2 separate regions of the Homo sapiens genome follow, and region 2 is linked to region 1. Evidence: read pairs that join two places in POLR2A ChIA-PET (ENCODE). Cell type or tissue: CD4-positive, alpha-beta T cell. All regions are shown on one strand. Links, peaks and the distances in the headings refer to the core of each region. The heading gives the core; the rest is flanking DNA.

Region 1 (2,826 bases), core at 282-2,781:
TCACATCCTAGTGAAGTCTGAGGCAACACCCCAAAATAACTATGTTAATATTTCTGTGGCAAAATGTATATTTACAGTAAAGAGGGGCTGTAAATAAAGACCACCAATACCCTTACATCCACTCAGATCATGTTTTGCCACTATAGGGTTAAGAAAACTTTTGGCTTCTGGAGCATTTTGGATTTCTAAATCATGGAAATGGACTTTTAGATTTATTATCTGTTACAGAATGGAAAGCCAGGTAAATTTCATTAGAATTTCATATAATATCACAGATCTGAATAAAATCTTAATAAGGGTAAAGAGCTTACCTTAAGGGACATGAATTTAATGCATAAACTTCGTGATTCCCCCCAACAAATACTTGTAAGTCTCTTTTTTGTCTATCTGTGGTTTAACAGGTGAGGATACAGAGTGAGTAACCTCCTGATAAGGAAATGTATTATGAATTACTATAATGTCAGAAGTACCTAAATGTATATAGGAATTTTAAATATAGAAATTTAAATCTATATAAAATGTATATAGGAATTTTAAATGCTAAAGCTAAAGTATTAGCTATATTGGACTATGATTATAGTATCTCTGCATCTAGTAATGTAGATAAAAGGTAGAGAAAGAGATGTATAAGAGATATACTATTCAGAAGAACCTCTGCTGGTTCTTTTCTAAGAGGCTTCAAATCAGAAACTTCTTGCTTCTACTACATGCATGGCTCTGTTGTCATGCTTAGAGTCTATCGTAAATATTATATAATTATAAAATGAAAGCCTTCTTCCTTTAGAAAGGATTAACATACATAACACTAGGAGATATTGGGCAGAAACTTGAGGAGGCAATATATTTGAAGTTGAAATTATGAAGGATAAGGAACTTCATTAATTTAAAAATTGAAAAAGGAAAATCTAAATCATTTACCTTGATATTAATCACATCTGGAGACAGTGAACCAAAGGATTACCAGCATGAGCTGTGAAGAAATATTGCTTGGCTTCAAATCCCAGCCCTGCTTTTCACTAAGCTATGAGACCTATCAACTTAGAATTATAATACTACCTACTTTCATAGGATTCTTAGTACAAATTAAACAACAAAAATAAAGCACTTAGAACAGAGGTACAGAGTAAGTATACAATGAATACTCGCTGCAGAGATGGTAATGATGATTATTACTACTATAAATTTTAAAATTATTAGCTTTCTTCCTAAAGTAGATGTATAAATATTATAACCTCCAAATATAAAAATCAGGGTACAAAATCAGTAACAATGCTTTATATTTTGAAGTTTTGAAATTAAAAACATATTTGTCTAGTGTTAAGGATAGATCTCCCTCACGACCAATGACATCCACTGACGAGGTGGCCAAATGAGATCAGGACTTCTTGGAAGAGTGCCACAATACGTCTTTCATCATTTTCTTTACGATTCGACTTTCACTTCCTTATTATATTTGTCCCCATGCACTCTGCAGATATTTTGCCAATCATGCAACATGATAGAACCCTTCTTCTAATCCTTGTAGTTTAATCCAAAAGTACTTTATTATAAACTTTTAATATTTTGTTATTAATGGCCAAGAAAGGTCTAAATTATTAACAGCTTTGTCTGATGCCAACATTCTCACACACAAAAAAAGAATTTATAAACAATAAAAATAACTATACTACCTCTGAAATAATCATGAGTTTTCACTATTAATGCCATTCTCAAAAACAAAAAGAAAAGACACAGCAACAAATGTAATGGCATCATGAAAACAGGACAGGAATATAAATATCTCCTAGTTACATTCATTGTGTCCAACTAATTTAGAATGTACTATTCTGTTTCAGAATTCTTAAGTTAAAATACTCAAAATAATAATTTTTCCATCCATTTTTGAGATAATACTTTTAACAAATGCGGTAGATCTGAGAAAAATATATAAATAACACGGTTAATTTCAGCCTAGCAGCTACAGTACATTAAAAATATGGGTATATGAATATATATTTAATGACCAAAAAAAATCCAGCTAAGTTCAGAAATTCTCATGAACATAAAGGTTCTGGGATTTTTCTTTCTTTTTTTTTTTTTTTCTGGTTCTGTCACCGAGGCCGGAGTGCAGTGGCATGATCATAGCTCACTGCAACCTCAAGCTCTTGGGCTCAAGCGATCCTCCTACCTCAGCTCCCTGAGTAGCTGGGACAACAGGTGTGTGTCACCACACTCAGCTAATTTTCTTATTTCTGTAGAGGCAGCGTCTCCTTATGTTGCTCAGGTTGGTCTCAAACTCCTGGGCTCAAGTGATCCTCTTGCCTTGGCCCCTCCCTAATTGTAAGGATTACAGGTGTGAAACAGTGTGCCTGGCCAACATAAATGATTTTTAGTGTATTCTTTAATAACTTACATAGGTCCACAGCAAATAAGGAATAGCTGCAATTAACTTGGTTCGATTAATTATGAGTTCAATACCTTTAAAAAGTGCTTTTAAAGTTTTATTATTGAATCTCTTCATGCTACATTTTCAATTTTAATTGTTTCTATCTTACCTATACTATAGTTCTTAGAGTCCTAAATCTATGTTGTTTCTAAATAATTGTTTACTTTTTTAAAATTTATATTTCATCCATTATATTGTCTAAGAATTCTTACTGGGAAATAAAATATAGCACTGAGAAAAGACTCAGATCAAAACAAAATACAATAGTCAATTCTTGATAGCCCAAAGCAAACTTAGGCAAATTAATTTTTTCCTTGTACCCTTGAGCCAGTCACTGAATATCTTTCCTTATTACCTCTTTGGGTAATGAAGAACATCAATTGTGCTGTTTCTAATAAGCT
Region 2 (2,826 bases), core at 251-2,750, 210 kb after region 1:
CATGTAGTTCAACTTGGTAGGTTGATGCAGTATAGTACTAGTACAGTTACTAAAATGCAAGCTGACCTCTAAGGGATGAAGGCTTGCCAACACTGAAAGTAGTCAAAAGCAAATGCCACAGCTTTTGAAGAAACTTTCAGTGTAAGAGTTCCTAAAAATGTTGGACACAAGGGTAGAATCTTTGGAGTAAGTAGCAATTGCTTCCAAGAAGGTAAGGTTGACTGACCTCTTTAAAAAAGGAAAATGTTCACTTGGACATACAATATTCTGGTGTCTTCATGAAGGGAATGAACTGAATCTTATTACTTTTTAGCATTCCTTATATTTTTGTCATTTTTCTCCTCTGATTCTCAAGTTTACAGATCTTTTTTATTGTTGTTGTTATTGGTTATGTTTTAGCTCAGCTGAGTTTTATGACTCATTCATGAGTTGTTCAAAAATCATACAGAGGCCAGGCACGGTGGCTCACGCCTGTAATCCCAGCACTTTGGGAGGCCAAGGTGGGCGGATCATGAGGTCAGGAGATTAAGACCATCCTGGCCATGGTGAAACCCCGTCTCTACTAAAAATACAAAAAAATTAGCTGGGCATGGTAGTGCACGCCTGTAGTCCCAGCTACTTGGGAGGCTGAGGCAGGAGAATTGCTTGAACCCAGGAGGTGGAGGTTACAGTGAACTGAGATCGCACCACTGTACTCCAGCCTGGTGACAGAGCGAGACTCCGTCTCAAAAAAAAAAAAAAAAAAAAATCATACAGAGCAGGGGTCCCCAACCCCCAGGCAGTGGACCAATGCCATCAGGAACCAGGCTGCACAACAGGAAGTGAGTGGCCAATGAGCACTACTGTCTGAGCTCCACGTCCTGTTAGATCAGTGGCGCCATTAGATTTTCATGGGAGTGCAAACCCTAGTGTGAACTGTGTATGTGAGGGATTTAGGTTGTGCACTCCTTATGAGAATCTAATGCCTAATGATCTGAAATGGAACAGTTTCATCCTGAAACAATCCCACCCCTGCTGGTCCATGGAAAAACTGTCTTCCATGAAACCAGTCCCTGGTGCCAAAAAAGGTTGGGGACTGCTAATTCAGAGGAATAGGAAGTGTCCTAGAGCTAGGTAATTCACTTTCCCTTCCCAGGGTGGATATTCTTGACATTTTTTCTTATTATGGGATATAATTCTTAGCTATAGATTTTAGAGTCCATTTTTTCTCTGAGGTCATTGACCTTCTGGCCTTTCACCACAACTAAGCAGGTCTTTTCTTACCCTTTTTTTTTTTTTTTTTTTTTAAGACAAGGTCTCACTTTGTCGCCCAGGCTGGAGTGCAATGGCATGATCAGCACTCACTGCAACCTCTACCTTCCAGGCTCACGTGATCCTCCTACCTCAACCTCCCAAGTAGCTGGGACTACAGATGTGCACCACCACGCCCAGATGATTTTTTATTTTTAGTAGAAACAAGGTTTCCCCATGTTGGCCAGGCTGGTCTTAAATTCCTGACCTCAAGTGATCTGCCCACCTCAGTTTCCCAAAGTGCTGGGATTAGAGGTGTGAGCCACTGCACCCAGCCAGATCTTTTCCTATTATACAGCATGTCCTACTGCTTATTTTAGCTGTTTCTAAAGGCCTTCTCCGTTAATCTTGATGTCTTATAGCAGTCTGTCGAGGCTGCCATAACATAATAGTATGGCCTGGGTGGCTTATGAACAACACGAATTTATTTCTCTTCCTTCTAGAGGCTGGAAAGTCTGACATCAAGATGCCCAGCAGGTTCAGTGTCTAGTAAGGCCCACTTCCTAGTTCATAGACAGCATCTTCTCACTGTGTTCTCACTTGCTGGAAGGGGCAAGGGAGCTCTCTGGGGCCTCTTTTATAAAGCCATTAATCCCATTCATAAGGGTTACACTCTCATGATCTAATCACCTCTCAGAGGCTCCACCTCCAAATACCATCACATTGAGGATTAGGATTTCAACACGTAAACTTGGGGGGGACATAAACATTCAGTATATAGCACTTGACAATTTAATGTGAATGATTCTATTCTTGTCATTCTAGGCAAATCTAGAGGCTGGCAAAAATGTTCTATGGATGTAAAATACCTAAATTACAAATGGTATGGTTAATGAATTACATTTCAGTCAGTTTGCTCTTGATTTCTTTTTTTCATTTTTTGAACAAAGCCCAAAGGCCTTCGGTCCCTAATATGATTCTTAATATATCTGCCACCTTGACCATTGTTGCCTAATTTATGTATTTGTGTTAAAATACATATAGCATAAAATTTACTATCCTAATTATTTTTAAGTGTATGGTTCAGTAGTGTTAAGTGCATTCACTTTGGTGTACAACCAATCTCCAGAACTCTTTTCATCTTGCAAAACCGAAACTCTGTGCTGAAAAACAATCCCCCATTTCTCCCTCCCCCTAGTCCCAGGTAACCACTATTCTACTTTCTGTCTATGAATATGACTACCGTAGTTACCTCATATAAGTGGAATACTACAGAATTTGTTACTTCATGTCTGGCTTATTTCACTTAGCATAACGTCCTCAAGGTTCATGCATGTTGCAGCATGCGTCAGAATTTTCTTCCTTTTTAAGACTAGATAATATTCCATTGTATGTATATATCACATTTTGTTTATCCATTCATCCATTGATGGACACTTGGTTTGCGTCCATCTTTTGGTTATTATGAGTAATGCTGCTATGGATGTAGGTATACAACTATCTCTTTGAGACCTTGCTTTTAATTGTAATTATTTTGGGTATATACCCAGAGGTGCAATTACAAGGTCATATGGCAATTTATTTTTAATTTTTTGA

The links. ChIA-PET counts read pairs that join two places held together with the same protein. Peaks named below come from ENCODE experiments on the same cell type or tissue, not always from the same donor. Only the 100,000 strongest peaks of a DNase experiment are listed, where the experiment ranks them.
Region 2: POLR2A ChIA-PET joins it to region 1 with 5 read pairs; 5 of 35 experiments call an interaction of 5 or more read pairs at or near these places.

The regions. Positions count from the first base shown.
Region 1 is chr2:48,331,062-48,333,887 of GRCh38, reverse strand. The region is part of intron 2 of FOXN2 (forkhead box N2); the gene reads right to left. Among named protein-coding and RNA genes, the nearest start is that of FOXN2, 18 kb to the right of the region's middle. In CD4-positive, alpha-beta T cell, for the core only: no CTCF peak of the experiment used is centred there; a DNase peak (open chromatin) is centred at 1,387.
Region 2 is chr2:48,121,978-48,124,803 of GRCh38, reverse strand. The region is part of intron 2 of LOC105374593 (a long non-coding RNA gene); the gene reads left to right. Among named protein-coding and RNA genes, the nearest start is that of FOXN2, 190 kb to the left of the region's middle. In CD4-positive, alpha-beta T cell, for the core only: no CTCF peak of the experiment used is centred there; no DNase peak of the experiment used is centred there.